Regions from separate parts of the Mus musculus genome. Here region 2 is linked to region 1. The links are chromatin loops, found by intact Hi-C in ENCODE. Cell type or tissue: left cerebral cortex. All regions are shown on one strand.

Evidence for each region. Peaks named below come from ENCODE experiments on the same cell type or tissue, not always from the same donor. Only the 100,000 strongest peaks of a DNase experiment are listed, where the experiment ranks them.
Region 2: it touches region 1 in a loop (2.6-fold over the local background); 6 of 42 quality-filtered maps call a loop at or near these places.

What each region holds. Positions count from the first base shown.
Region 1 is chr2:76,124,536-76,132,535 of GRCm38, reverse strand. All of the region lies in intron 9 of Pde11a (phosphodiesterase 11A), which reads left to right. Among named protein-coding and RNA genes, the nearest start is that of Gm52518, 92 kb to the right of the region's middle. In left cerebral cortex, a CTCF peak has its summit at 4,272; DNase peaks (open chromatin) are centred at 4,239 and 7,544.
Region 2 is chr2:76,263,768-76,271,767 of GRCm38, reverse strand. All of the region lies in intron 2 of Pde11a (phosphodiesterase 11A), which reads left to right. Among named protein-coding and RNA genes, the nearest start is that of Pde11a, 71 kb to the left of the region's middle. In left cerebral cortex, no CTCF peak of the experiment used is centred here; DNase peaks (open chromatin) are centred at 4,256 and 4,950.

The DNA of each region.
Region 1 (8,000 bases):
ACATGTCTGGTTCTAATCTGGACTGAGTCATGATAGCCTAGCTGTTACCCTTGGACATTCTGCATAAGATCTTAGTTACTTCATAGAGCAAATGAGCATAATAAAGTATTGTGACACTTAGGGACAGTGTTCAGATGCAATATTCAGTTATAATTGACATACTTGGTCCTCTCTTTCCACTGGTTCCACATCTGTGAATTCAACCATGGGTGGGAAGGATCCTAAAAAAAAAGTATATCTGTAGTAAACACTTGCAACCATCTCCCCTTTGTCAGTGTCTCCTAAGTAACATAGAACCACAAGTGTCTACTAGCTTTTGCACTGTGCTACCTAGGGATATATAAGCAGTATACAGAAGATTCAGCCTATATAAGGGTACATAGCTTATACACAGTACTGAACCATTATAGAGAAGGTATTGGAATGTCTGAGGATTTGGTCTATGGGAGAGGGTCATGGAATCACACTCTTAAAGCTGTATAAAAGAGCTAGCCTTCGCAAAAGTTGGGTGTTTGTACTGACTAGTGCATTGCTAGCTTTGATCTCCGTTGAATTCTGTTTGTTCATCCTCAGATTAATTTAGGGATCATAACTCTTTGCCTGTTTGGTTAGGCAGATCACTTCCTGCTTCGAGTTTGAGTTCAAAATAGATTAGCCTTTCTTTCATTCTTTGATTCAGGCTCTGCAAGCTACATCACTGTCTAGTCAGGCATCATTATAGTGTACCTTGGCACCACTGCAGTGCACCCTGGAACCAGCAGAACAGCCTGCCACCACTGCACAAAACCCTAGCATCACTGCAGAACACGCAAGCACCATTACAGAACAGCCTGGCACCATTGCACTATGTTGCAGAAAATATTTTTAAAATCTCAGTGCAGTGTTCCTTCTTATCTTAATGGCTTATGTTCTCAGATGAAAGACACACACACAGCCTTTATATTTTAATATGCCTTAGGCAGCACAATAGCTGGACAACTGCCTACCCTCCATGTTGTTAGAATCTGTTTTCTTACTGATAACTCCGAGTTACTACTTATTAATTTCTGTGTTCGATCTGGGCTGAGTAGTACACCCTGACCCCATTTCAGTACACCTTGGCCCCATTGCAGAACACCCCAGCACTTTGGAGAACACCCTAGCACCTTGGAGAACACCCTGGCCCCATTGCAGAACACCCTGGCATCTCTGCAGAACACCCTGGCCCCACTGCAGGTGCAGCTATCCCAGAGCACTTCTGCTTCTTCCGGGTTTGCCCAGTGCCTGTCACCTGTGTTACCATGTTTGCTTCTGCAGAAAGTGACAGGACCTGGAAATCACAACTTCATATCTATCTTGGCATAGAAGGAAGTCTCTTCCTATTGCCACATGCTGGAAACTTGAGCTCATGTTAGTCACAATCCACCAAAGGTAAAAGAGAGATGTGTAAGCTACATGTCTTCTACTTTTTCTGGTCTTTAAAAATGGAATGACTGCCATCGTACCTAGATTTTATCTAACAATCGAATTATCAATACAATTATTTTTGGTGACTGCTTTTCTAACTTTCTTATAATTTAGTTATAAAACTCTATTGTTAAAATTCTTTTACCTAAGTATGTAATATTAATACCTCACAGCTCTTAGATGCTCTTAAAGCGGGATGATGGAACAAAGAAAGGAATTTACAATCATTTAAACAAATTTACTTTTATGATCTTGATTTCCATTCTGCGCAAGCAGCCAAACACTCCAGATAAGCCGTGTTTCTTTCCACTCATATTTTCCCAGAGCGTGGTCCTCGGAACAAAGGGGAAACTTTACCTAAAGGTCAGAACACAGAGAGCACAATAGGAATGTAGATGTGGAATATTACGTCCTCATTTGGAGCATCAGGAATTGTTCTTCAGGGTGTCCTTCACGGTTATTGCGAATGAAGCCTTACCTAATGCAGGCGAGAATATTTCCAGGAAGTGTAGGTCTGGGTGGTAAGGGATGCCTCACACGGTTTTATGATCAGAGAGAGGAGAAGAATGAGGGTCAAACAGAGAGTGAGGGAGAGGCTAGGCAATCAGGAGCCAGGCGTCATCTACCCCACCTCCCCAGAGCCTCCCATCTATTTCCTCCTTCCCAGTGTTCACAGCAGCCGTCCTACTTAAGGGCTTCATTACCTCTTGGCTGGGCAATCACAATCCCCTTCTACTTGTTCCTCCTACAACAGAGTGTAGAGTGCATCGCGAGCTGACTCATAGACCTTAAATTGTTCCCCTATTCCCTATCAAAATACAAATGTCCTGGCCTCTGGGGCCCTTGGAAATCTCACACCAAACTACTTCCCTACCCCTGGCTCTCATTTCTCTTCTCAGAGAATTGTATGCTACTTACACACTCAAATGCTTCATAGTCTACAAATCAGCCACCTGCCTGTCTGCCAGCTGATCCTTAATGTGCCCTCAGCTTTCATTATTCTCCGTCCCAATTATGCCTCCCCACTCAGGACCATTCCGATATTCGGAGCTCAATTTAAATGTACTCCAGAAAACGTCTAGTCCCGTGGCTGTCTTTCTTTTGCCCTGCATGATGCCTGTGTATGTTCCTCTGTCTGAAAGTGTGTACCCTGAAGTATGTGATTGTTTTATTTCTCTCCCCTAGTGTTTTTTTTTTTTACACAATTGGTACTCAGAAAAAAAAATGCATACGATAAGTGAAAGCATTTGAGCTGCGTCCACTGTGGTCTTCCAGCACAAGAATCCAAAAGGGAAACCTTTGACCCTTTGAGATTGATGACAAAAGTCTCGCTGCCCACAAACTGGCAGAGCATCTCCTCTGCATTCCCCATGCCATGAATAGAGTTGGTTTTGTGTGGAAGGAAGGAGGGCTGGCTTCAAAGATCTCTTTCCAGACTTTGTGTGAAGCCTCCCTCTATTAGAGTTAAGGAGCCTCCTGAAGTAAGAGGGGAGAGATGAGTCTCCCTGAGGAATCTCCTAAACTCTGAGGAAAATCTCCTCTGGTTGGAAGAGTGAAAGAGCTGGACTCCTAGCACGTGATCAGATACTAATTTCTTCTTTCCTGCCCATTTCCCTTCTCCCTGATCCATTGAGCCAGTCAGTCTTCACTCCTGGACGAAGGTGGTCTTAGATGCATCTTCTGACACACTGAGGTATTGAGTATATATATTGCCTTCTTTCCTGAAGTTAGAAGCCTGTTGCCAAGAGAGTTTACAATGAGCTTCTTTTATTTCCTTATTCTTCCTTCCTGCCCTAAACAGGCTCAGAGCAAGGGAGAAGTGGGGTGGAGATGCAGAGCCTCTGTGAGAGGTGTGTCCTCGCCTGACTTCCGGCTCTCTCTGTGCAGAAGGACTTGTTTGCACAAACCCTCCAGACAACTCCGTGGCGAGCCCTCTCCTGTCGACAATTCCCGATGTTGTAGCTTTGCCCCTCCTGACAGGGACTGACCTTCAGTGATCCATGCATCCTTCCCTTCCCGAGACACAGCTCATCCCTCTAAGTCTGGGACAGGGTTCTTTTTTATTCCTTTGTAGTTGTGGCAAAAATAAGCACGACATGGAACTTACTATTCCAGCCATTTTTCAGCACTCAGTTCAGTGGGTCTAAGTGCTTCACATTGTTGTAGAGCCCTCACCACTCTCTGTCTCCCAACCTGAGACAACATCCACAGCACATCTAACTCAGCTCCCTGTCACCCATGGCAACCACCCCTTTGCCCGTGACTCTGATTTCACTAGGAAGCTCCTGTACATAGAATCACGTGTCCCCTTTCGACCACCTTCACTTCACTGTGACCCATGCTGTTCTAGCTGCTAAGGATGGAGCAGTGGGAATATAAGTGCTATTTATTATACTCTAGCAGAAAACGGGAATAGGTAAACAAGATACCAAGAGAGCGTCACAGTAAAGTGCCATACAGGAAACTGTGTGATGTCTGGTGAGGCTGCATGCAGGAACTATTTGCTGAATGAATCAAATCCAAGAAAGTACAGGCAAAGATTATAATCATAAAGTACAGGAAGAATCTCCTTCCAGCACACACTGTGGGGTGCCACTCCTGGGTGTTGACAGTAATAGTTACAGCAATTCCTGTCCCCACCCTCATTCAGGGCTTTACTTGCAATAACTTCCCCAAGCCCCTGGGTGAAAGTCAATTCCTCAGAAGTAGGTGCCAGTTCAGAAGCCAGAGGACCAGGAAGGGATTGATTTTCTGATTAGTGCAGATGCCTGGTCTCCAGGAAAGCGCTTTGACACCAGAGAAGGAATAGCACCCTCGTGGGGCGGCTTGAAGAACAGCTCTTTCCTGTCTTTAAGCACTATAAAGCCAATTTTATTTTGTTGTTTTGGTTTGGTTTGTTTGTAGATACCATTGCATCTGTCTAATACTTAACAAAATTCCTCAGATCCAATATTCAGTCTTAGGGAGGGCTCCTGTGTTTTCCTTTAGGTGTTGTGGAAAGCAGAGGACCTCTATCAACATCCAACCAGATACTATTTTTTAAGTACATCTTATTTTAGAGCATTTTTTTCACTTTTCATTGTGTTTTATTTTGAAGATTTGTTTTCTTAATTATGTGTCTGGCTGTATGTACACATGAGAACGTGTGAGCACAGCGGCCAGAAGATGGCATTGGATCCCCCGGAGCTGGAATTACGGACGGTCTCACACTGCCTGGTGTGGGTGCTGGGAACCGACCTTAGGTCCTCTGGAAAAGCAGCTGGTACTTTTTTTTTTTTTTTTTTTTTTTTTTTAGTTTTTTTAAGATAGGGTTTCTCTGTGTAGCCCTGGCTATCCTGGAACTCATTTTGTAGACCAGGCTGGCCTCAAACTCAGAAATCCGGCTGCCTCTGCCTCCCAAGTGCTGGGATTAAAGGCGTGCACCACCACGCCTGGCGTAGCCAGTACTCTTAATTGGAGCTCTCTCTCCAGATCCCTACACGTTAGAGAGTGATTTGTTCTTATTGGTTAAGAATGTCACGCATATATGCCATATGTAGAACAATTTCATATTAATAGAAAACTTAGAGAGAGAATGTAGCCTCCCCTTGTACCCCGCATCATGTTTCCTCTACCTTTACCATTGTACATTATTATTATTACTGTGTTTGCTGTAGTTGATGATCATTGCTGTACTCTGTCTCCTAGAGGGCTCCTTTGTTCACCTTTCCTGATTCTTTACCAAATACCTTTCCTGTTCTGGGTCCCAAGATTCCCTGTTGTCTTTAGATATCATGCTTTAAGCTTCTCTTGGATGTCCACATTTCATGATTTCCTTTTTTAAAAAGTATTATGGCTTGTTTTGGAAGGGAGTTAGTAATTTTCTTATTTTTTTCTGAGAACTTCACACATGACCACTGTATCTACATCACTCTTGCCTCTCCCTCTCTCCCTTAAACTCCTCTCTGGTTCCCCCTCCCCCAAGCTCATTATCATTTCTTTATGTTACACACATGCATGCATACACGCACACACACACACTTTAACCTACCTAGTCCACTTAGCTTTGATTGTATGTCCATGAAACAGTGTTCCAGAGTGAGCACTTCGTATGTCTCTCTATCGGGATTGGCTGCCGTTTTCTCAAGCTTAGACTCTGATTCTAGACGATGGTGAGGACGGCCATGGGTGACATGGGTGGTTCGCATCAGAATGACTTACCCTTGACCTTGACACCCTGGCTGAAGTAATGCTCTCAGGCTTCCCACTGCTGCTCTGAGCTGCTCTGATACCTTCTTTCCTTAACTGCACTCTTTGGATATGCAAAGCTATCCCCAACAGTGGAGTGCTATGTTCCATTTCCTTGAGGGGGAACTAGCTACTCAAATTACTTAGTATTTGTTTTCTGCATAATCTTCCCAATTTTCTATAAATCTCTTTATCTCTCTCTCATTTGGGGGTTATAATCCATTATTGCTTTATTTATCAGATACTACCTATGTCAGAGCCTAAGAAAACAGTTTCTTAACAACCAAAAGGGAGTGTGGAGGCTGGAAGATGATCCAGTCACTACAGCATTTGCACAGGATCATGAATACCTAAGTTTGATCCCTAGAAACCATGTGCAGAGCTGTGTAGTTCAAGTGTGAGCTTGCCATCCCAGCACTAGGAAGGAAGAGACAGGTCTATCTTGGGACTCACTGTCCAGTCTAATTGGTAAGCCCCAGGTCAGAGGGAGACACGGTCTTAAAAATACAAAATAGAAAGTATCTGAGGAACAAAACTCAGGGTTGATCTCCACGGGTACTGAAAACACACATGTACATACATGTGTATACACACATGTACAGATATGCACAATGTACATATATGAGTACACATGCAGAAAGTATTTACTGATGCTGGAAATGAGTAAGTGCTGCATTTCTAATAATCCTGTCATTATCCATGTACCTCAAACACTTTAGTGGGATCTATGAGTTCTGCATGACACTGACATTAATGTACCTGTCTTAGTCACTGTTCTGTTGCTGCGAAGAGACGCCATGACTAAAGCAAAGCTTATAAAACAAAGCATTTCACTAGGGGCTGGCTTTCAGAAGCAGATGAGTCCATTATCATCATGGCAAGGAGCGTGGAGGCAGGCATCACAGGCATGGTGCTGGGAAAGTAGTTGAGGGCTACATCCTAATCTGCTGCCAGAGAGAGTGAGCTGGACCTCACGCAGGCTGTTGAAACTTCAAAGCCCACCCCCAGTGACACACTTCCTCTAACAAGGCCACACCTACTCCAACAAGGCCATGGCTCCCAGTCCTTCTAATCCTTTCAAATAGTACCACTCCCTGGTGACTAAGCTCTCAAACACATAAGCCTATGGGTGCCATTCTTAGTCAAACCACCAACATAACAGATCACCTACTATATACAAAACACTTAATCCTTACCAAAACATATCAGATACTTCAAAATGACATGAGTCACAGTATAATGCTTCACATAATTTCAGTCTATAAGAGGACAGACGAGAGGGAAAGTGTGATTGCTGCCCTGTGTGACAAGTCTGGGGTAGAAGTGGGTACCACGTGCAGAAGAAGCATCTAATTCAGAGAGCTTTATCACAGCTGGCTTGCCGAGAAGGTAACTTCCAAGCTGTACTTTGAAAGACAATTCTCAGGAATTTACCAGGGAGAAGGAAAGTTGCAGGTGAGAATGTAGAGGACTCTGGTGACAAGCTGTCAGAGCCACTGAACATCTCTGCACACCAGGATACGGGCAAGCATGGGGCTCCAGAGGGTGGGTCTCGAAGGACAGTTATGATGCATGGAGGGACTTGAATTTGACTCTAAGAGAAGTAGAGAGTGATTGAGCAGCCTTCAGCAGAAGGGCCATGTGATTCGTCTGGCATTTTAGAGGGATCATTCTGCCATCTACAGAGAGATTCGTGCCGCTTCTTTATAAACACAACTGTGTTTCTAACAAGAAGTTGACTGCGTTCTCACTTTATCTCCTGCTGAACAACATTTGGTGGTTTTCCCAAATCAAATCCATCTTTATAGGATTTGTCACCACTGCTGTGGTCTAACAAATGTGCTTCAGGATGGTGGACCAAGTTCCCAAACACAGCAGATGTTTGGAGGAATGAAACATGGTTCCCATGGAAACCTTAGGAAGTAACTGTTACTTGCATGCACGGATTCTGGCGTGCCTGGAATTTTTTTTTCCCCTGTGTGGTATGTGTTTCTGTTACTTCAGTTTTGGGGTGTGATGATTTGGGTGCTTATGAAAGTGTTTCATTAACTGGATGTCTGTATTTGTGCCCAGCACTGTGTGATGTGACTTATAGAGCAATCTCCTAGAACCTTTACCAAAACACACAGAGAAGACAGCCAGGTTCTCACCTGACTAGTGAGCAGATGGGCGGTCATCTGGGTCTAGGAACTTGCTGAGATAGGTTCTGTGGCTTGCATCGCTCAGCTGGCTGCAGATCTGAATCCAAACTCAGGTCTGAGTTTCAAGGACCCATGAAGTCAGCTGGGATGCAAAGGGTTGTTTGAGGACTGTCTTCTCAGTTGAAG
Region 2 (8,000 bases), 140 kb before region 1:
AAAAATTCAATTCTACTAGCAACAAAGCCTCATGCTTTGGAAGGCAACTAGAGACCTCTAGGTCACTGTCATAGCCACATTTGGAGTATGTTTTTCTGAAGACCTCTGTAATATAAATTTATTTTTTAATAAAAAATATTATTTTATTTGTATGGGCATTTTGCCTGCACATACGTATGCACACCACATGTATGCTTTGTGCCTTTAGAAGCCAGAAGAGTAGGTCAGGTCTCCAGGAACTGGAGTTACAGACAGTTGTCAACTACCATATTAGAGTTGAGAGTTGAACCTCGACCCTGTGGAAGAACAGTCTGTGCTTGTAACCACTGAGCCATCTCTCCAGTCCTCATAGAGCATCCACTGTTCCCAGGGCAACTACCTGCTCCTTGATAACACATGAAGCCTAGGTCCCTGAACACGCAAGCACAACACTGCACATTTTCTTTGCCAAGAACTGAATGAAACTGTAAGCACAGCAACGGCATGCATCATTCTTTGTTTTTTTTTCCCTTAAATGAGAGACTAATGGAAAGCTTTGCAAAGTGACAGGTGCATGCACACATGACCTCACAAAGTGTCTCTTTTGTGAAAGGTGCACTGCACACATGACCTCACAAAGTATCTCTTCTGTGACAGGTGCACTGCACACATGACCTCATATGTTTTCCCAGCAGCCCCTGTGTGTCCATTACCAACCCCATCTGATGAATATGAAAACTGAATGTGATTGGGGTAGAGTGTGCAGAGGGGTCACCTTGTCAGTGTGGCAGAACCAGGACAAGTGTCACCTGCTTGTCTTTGCATGGGACATGGAGACATTTGGTGCATGGTCCTTGACTTCCTATTGTCTCACCATCAGGACTTGGAAACACAGAATTTTCTCTGCACCTGATACATATATGCATATACATATGTATGTATGTATGTATGTATGTATGTATGTATGTATGTATGTATGTATATGTGTATGTAGATGTTAAACTAAAGTAGGAGTGTGCACATGCTTAATAATTAGGGGGTGGAGAGTGTGTACTAAGGAAAGTATCATTTCTAAATGGATTTAATGCCATTTCAGCCTCTCATAAACACCTGTGACTGAGCTTGAGCATTATATATGCAAGGACAATGAAAAAAGCTTGGGACAGGGGAAATGACTCAGTCATCCAGGGGTCCTCTGTGCAAGCTTGGGGTCCTGAGCTCAGATTCCCAGCACTGGGGACGGGGTGGGTGTGGAGACAGGTTAGTAATCTGCCTAGCCAAACTGATGCACTCCAAGTTCAGTAAGAGACTCTGCTTCAAAAATCAGGGTGGAGCCCAGGCTGGCCTCGAACTTGTGATCCTCCTGCCTCTGCCTCCTTAAGCAAATCCTACCTGTGTGTGCCACCACAGTTATTCTTGATTCTTTGTGGGATGTGGTTATTCTTTTGAATTTGATTTGGCAATGATTATACAATGTCTTTTTTTTCCAATCCGATTTTTTGGAGTATCAATAAAATACTGGGGCAAGAAAAAAAGCAAGAGAGGGATTGGGAAGTGAATGAGGTACGCGTGTGCTGTGCGTGAGGTGAGTGGAGAGAATGTGAGAGACAGAGTGTGAGCAGGAGAGTGTGTGGAATGTGTGTGTGTGAGAGGGAAAGGAAAGTGCATGTGATGTGTGTGTGAAGAGTGTGTGTGTGAGGAAAGGGGAACACACAGAGGTGTGCAGGACTGTGGGAGTTCCAGAAAAGAAAAGTGCGCAGGAGAAAAGCAAAGTGCGCAGGAGAATGCAGAGTGTGTGCAGCCTCAAGCCGAGAGTGGGTGAGTGAGAGAGAAAGAGAGCAGAGAGCAGAAAGAGAGAGAGAACACACACACACAAGGGGGGGGGGAGGAGCAACTTTATGCCTTGAAAAATTGCCTGTCAGTTTGTACCTGAAAAAAAAAACCCAACAAAACAAAACAACCCAGGGTGAAGAACTATTAACAAAGACTAACGCTGACCCCCACACATACATGCACCAGCATATATTCACACAAATACTTCTTCAACACACACACACACACCCCAGCTAGCAGTTGAGAATCACTAAGATATAATGACTCTATGCATATATACTCACAGGGTAGATAACTTATCATTTTGTTCCATGTTCTCCTCACACCCAACCTATCTCTAGCTTTTTATTTTTCTAGTATTTTAGTATTTTTTTTTTTTTTTGTAAAAAATTCTACTTAAAAATCAGAATTTGTATAGTGATTAGCTGTGGCTGGCAGGAGAGTGAAGTGTTCAGGGGTAACTTACCCGGAAGCCAATTAGGGATTCCCCTCCCTATGCTTAGATAAGCTATGGAGTGTGTTATTCAAATGAAGCTACATTATATTTCTTATTGAAGAATTTAAAATGGATATAAGCTAAATTTATGACATTGTTGTAATTTCTATTTCTAACAATCCATTCATGTAAAATATATACTTGGATATATTTTCCATTTCTTCTTTTTTGGTATTCCGTTAGGAATGGAGCCATTGCTTTTTTCATTTTCAATTATTTCTTTTTATGTCTCCCTGATCTGCCTCGGGTAATATCCTGGCTAGATATGACTGTAGGCTACTTTATGGGCAGATTCTGATCAGCTTGTCAATCAACAAAGGGGCATTTTTTTCTCTCCTCAAATTGGGCACATTCCATTAAGAACTGAGGAAAGTGTCAGAGGCACATGCACCCCATGCTACAGAAACAGGCAGCGAGCTCCCCCATGGGATGCCCAGGCTGGAGTGGAGCGTGCTAAGAGAGGAGGAAGCAATGAACAGCTTTGAAAAATGAGGTTATGTAAGTTAGAGCTGCCCAGAGACGCTTTGAAGGTCTATTACACATGGTTCTTGAAAGGAGGCTTACATTAAACAGGAAGGCGGCAATGAAATTCTCCCACTGGCGAGAGTTTGAAATGATGCCCTATGGGAGTGAAATGACACCGTTGGTTGACTGGACCTTGACTTCATTCATCTGTAAGGCACATGCGGGGTTCTGGAAGGGCTTTGTCCAGACAATACAGAACCTAACTGCAGGAGCTCCATACCTTCTTGTTTCAGATGCTGCCCAGTGGTTACTAGTGCAGCGTCCTGCAAGACCTAGCTCCATTGTGAGTGCTTTATTAGCTGACTCATTTGGTTTTCATAGACTCTGCTCTTCTTTTCTCACCCTCTTGCCCCTCTTTATCCTCCTCCTCCTCCTCCTCCTCCTCATCATCATCATCATCATCATCAGGTGTGCAAAGCTTTTTTTTTTTTTTTTTTTTTTTTTTACTGACTTTATTTTTCAGGGGTCCTGGAATGCTAGTGTAGCAGACTTTTTTTTTTTTTAAATATTCTGTTCCACTTTCTAGTTCTAAACCAGAATGAGGGACCCAATTAAGACCCTCAGGTGTTCTCCATGATCATGAGGGCGGAACCACAGTCCTTGTGTCCACGATTTCTTCTCAGAAGTTGATTTTAGATCTCTGCCAAAAATCTTCACTCAGCAAAGCAGGGGCGATGACACAACACATAAAGTCCTTGCAGATTGGGAGCACGAGGGCCTGAGTTTGCATCCCCAGCACTCAGGTGAAAACTTGGCATAATAGCATGTGTCTAGTCCCAGGATCTGCAGTTGGGGGTGGAGACAAGCAGACCCTGGAACTTCATTGGCTAGCCAAAATGGCCAGCTCCAGGTTCTGTGGGAAACACTTTGTCAGAGTCAGGTGGAGAGTAATACAGGAAGGTATCTTATGAAGATCTGTGGCCTTCATAGATGCAGGAATGAATGTACCTATACATCCATGTACACACAGACACACATACACATATGCACACATACATACATACATGCATGCATACACACATGCACACATGAACACATGCATACACACAGGCACACATGCACACACACATTCACACACACACTCATGCACACACACATGCACATATGCACACATGTACACACATACACATAGTCACACACACAGTCACACACATGCACACACATACACACAAGCACACACGCATGCACGCACACATGCACACACGTACACACACACACACACACACACACACACACACTCAGTCTCCACTTAGCATTTGGCCCGATGCCACTGAACTTTCTACCAGATGTGGAAAGAGTCTAGTGCTTTTCCTTGGCCACCATTTCTTCTCTAGATCTAGAATGCCCATGGCATTACACGTTGGTCCTGATGCTGTGCCGCACTGGCATGCAGACTTCCACAGCTTGTATCTTTAAAGAGCCATCTGTGTGAAAACCACAAATGATAAACTTGGTCCTTAGCGCAGATTTCTCATGTAAAACACAAATGCTTCTTTCTTTCTTACTCTCTTGTTTTCAAGCTTCTGCCAAGAGCAGATTACACACATATTACTGGGTCTAGTAAGGTTTATTCTTCGCCTGGCCATGCACAGAGCAGTACGTCACCCTCCTTGAAACTACATCTATACCAATTCTAGCATATAAAACACTGTTCTCTTTATTCTGGAAGTACAAAGTTACAACCATCCTCTGGAAGAAGATTATTCTTAAATCTTTGGAAAGATACTCTATGGCCTGAAGTAGAAACTTCCAGTTTGTTTGGAAAGCCAGTTATGTCAGTGATTTTTGCTGGGGCACACAGGAGAAAGAACGTCTTGCTAAAGAAGACACAGGAAAGAATGTTTTCCCGAAGCAGACACAGGAGAAAGGAAGTTTTGCTGGAGCAGACAAGGGGAAAGACCTGTGATGAAGGAGTACAAATATGACCCTACAGACAGTGGGAGACGAGCACTGAGCATTGGTTTGGTTTGCTCCACCTCGCTATTCTCACTAACGACGCACACGTGTGTGCATATATATTGGTTTGCCTTACACAGAGTTGCTAAACTCAACTTGTGAGAGAAACTTGCCCAAGAACTGCTTGTGAGGTTCTGCGGCAGCTTGCCGCTTCTGCTGAGTCATATGCGTTTGCTATGGGACTGAACTGCTGCCAAAGAAGATCGAGCTTGCTCCCAGCTCCCCTTCCCCCACATCCTAATAACTTTTCTCTACCACCATCTCTGCTGGGTGGTGAGCTAGAGGAGAGGTTGAACCCTTATTAAAAGTAGGCTGCAGAAAAAATTATGCCTACAATGCCCTCCGTGCCCTAGTGATGTAACTGTTTACGAGAAGCTGGTCCTGATGTGAAAGGCAGGCAGCTCATCCCATCCCAGCATGGCCGGTGATACTTGGAAAAAATGGATTACTGGAACACAATGGTTGGCAGGCCAGGAATGCAGCTGGTGACATGACTCTCTGAGAACATCTGGGTTTATATTTTGGGAAACTTTATGTGTAACTTAATTCTTATCTTCCACAATATTATGAGGAAGGCAGCTGCTTTGTTTTCTTATAGATGAGATGATACTGTTTGTCTTGCTTAGCGAGAATTGAACTAGAGACTGGGAGGTGTTTGTTCATTTTCTCATTCTTCCTGGTCTCTCTCTCTCTCTCTCTCTCTCTCTCTCTCTCTCTCTCTCTCCCTCCCTTCTTTCCTTCCTATCCTTCTTTCCTTCCTTTCCTTCCTTCCTTCCTTCCTTCCTTCCTTCCTTCCTTCCTTCCTTCCTTCCCTTCCTTCCTTCCTTTCCTCCCTTCCTTCCTTCCTTCCTTCCTTCCTTCCTTCCTTCCTTCCTTTCTTCCTTGCTTCCTTTCGTAGAGCTGTAATAAATGCATTCCTTTTATAAACAGTTTTTTAACTGAATATGTACAGTAGGGTATATTACTTAGTACAACCGGTGACTATCTACAACAGATTCACAGCACACTTAGGCTCTTTAGATTTTTCTGACTTTATCTGCCTTCCATTTCTCTACTTCTTAGTTGTTCCTTATACATCACGACATACAGCCACAAACATAGATTGGTGCTCAAATCCAGCCTGAGTCTGTGTGCCTGTCTTGTCCTTTTGTTATCACTTGATTGGGCGCCCTCCCCATCTAGAAAGAGGAAAGAGTAAAGCAAAGAACACTCGCTGCATTTACTGTAGAGATGATGAAATTTGACATGCTAGAACATGCCACTGATCAATCAGTCACTGGAAAATGTGATGGACGATTATAACAATGAAGCCAGCTCTTGTCCAATGCACACTGAACTTGTTAAAGAAATGAGGACTATAGGAAAGTCTTATTTTGTAAAACTTCACGGAAAATTGCTGAGAATTTATCTGCTCTGGGTGAAAATCATAAGAAGAAAATAGACTTGAAACTATCTGTGTTTAAATGCTCCTTTTAGATCTAAAAAGGAGACAGATATTTGAGACTACAGGTTGCACAATTTGGAAACCACAGAGCTGAAGGCAGGATGTCTCTACACTCCAGCATCACAGGGCCTTCTGCCTGACAGTGCATGTGAGTGATGCCCACAGCAGGGAGCTAGAAGACAAGACTGAGCCCACAAAGCCCTGCGGTACTTGGAAAGCAAAGCCATGGGGCAGCCACATTGTACAGGTGTGAAATCCTGGCTGAGGAGCCTCCCTAGAAACAACAGGGCAATGTCAAAGTCCCAGTTGTTTCTTGGTTTCTTCAGGGGACCAAAAACTTTCCTTTTGCCAAGGGATCAATAGTTGTGGGATAAACTGACAGTAGGCCCGTTGATAGGAGAAAGGGTATAAAGTCACTACATGTGTAGGAGAGGTCCTACTCCAAGTGTAGGGATGCACATGTATGACGTGGTCAAGAAATGAACGTGACAGAAGTCTCCAAGCTGCGCATCTTCCTTCTGGCATTTTGATCTGATTTCAGCAAGACTGAGATTATCACAGAACGTGACAAATCTTTACTTTAGTGACAGCTGGGGAAGAGAGATCCTTTTTGTCTCTCTTGCTGTTTATTCTGTTTTCAGTACTTAGGGCTTAGATGAGAGCTTCATGTCCTACCACTGTGCTATATCCCAGCCCTTTCTTCCTATTCTTAACTTTATTTTATAAAGGTGTGTGTGTGCGCGCGCGCGCGCGCACGCAGGTGCACACACATGCCACATGCATACAAATGCTGACAGAGACCAGAGGAAAGCATCGGGTTACCCGGAGCTGAAGTTACAGGCGGCTGTGAGCTATCTCATATGAGTGCTAGAAACCAGGCTCAGACCCTCTGGAAGAGCAGCAAGTGCTCTTAACCACTGGACTGTCTTTCTCCTTCTCTCTTTCTATTCCTAACTCTCATGAATTGAATACAGGACAGTTCTCCAGAAGTACATTTCTGTCACGGAGGCAGAAACTTTGTAGGCTCCGATATCACTGAGGATTCAGGAAGTGGCAGCCAGCACGTTCTGAAGAGCTGGAGGGACAACGCCCAGGGGGAAGGAGTATAGGAGGTGGCTTCCCCTGGGCTCCTCTTGTTTCATCACGGTGCTAAGCGAAGACACAGACAGAGCTCTAGGCTTGGAAATAATCGGAAGACTTTTCTTTATTCAAATAATTCTCAAGGACTGTTCGATTAGTCTCGCACGTTTATTTTATCCCTCCAAAAATGATGCTGCTTTACTGAAGTATTTCACAGAATAAATATAAAAAAGAAAGAAAAAATTGTGTGTGTCTTCATGTAAATCCACAAAGCCCTCTCCACAGGAGCCAGGAAGCCTGGCAAGACTTTCCACAGATTTTATCTGAACTCAGTATGTACATCTTCATGCCCTGACGTAAAACATATTTTACAGGCTTTTCAAACTATCCTTATCAGGAACTTGTATCTCTGAAAGCTGTCTCCTAATGTTCTCCCTCTCTCTCTCTTTTCCCCCTCTTTCCCCCCTTACTCCTCCCCTCCCTGTGGCCTCTTTTTTGTGGTCCTCAGGATCCTTTTGCATCCAAGGCCTTTCATAGACTGAGGAAATTATCTACCACTGAATACATCTATAAATCGACTGCTAAACATTTTGAAAATAAAAAATTGGATTCATCAATCCTGTTTAAAAGGCAGAAATAAATGAACGCACTCTTCTGACATTAAAGGAGAAATCGCAGAGTCTGAGA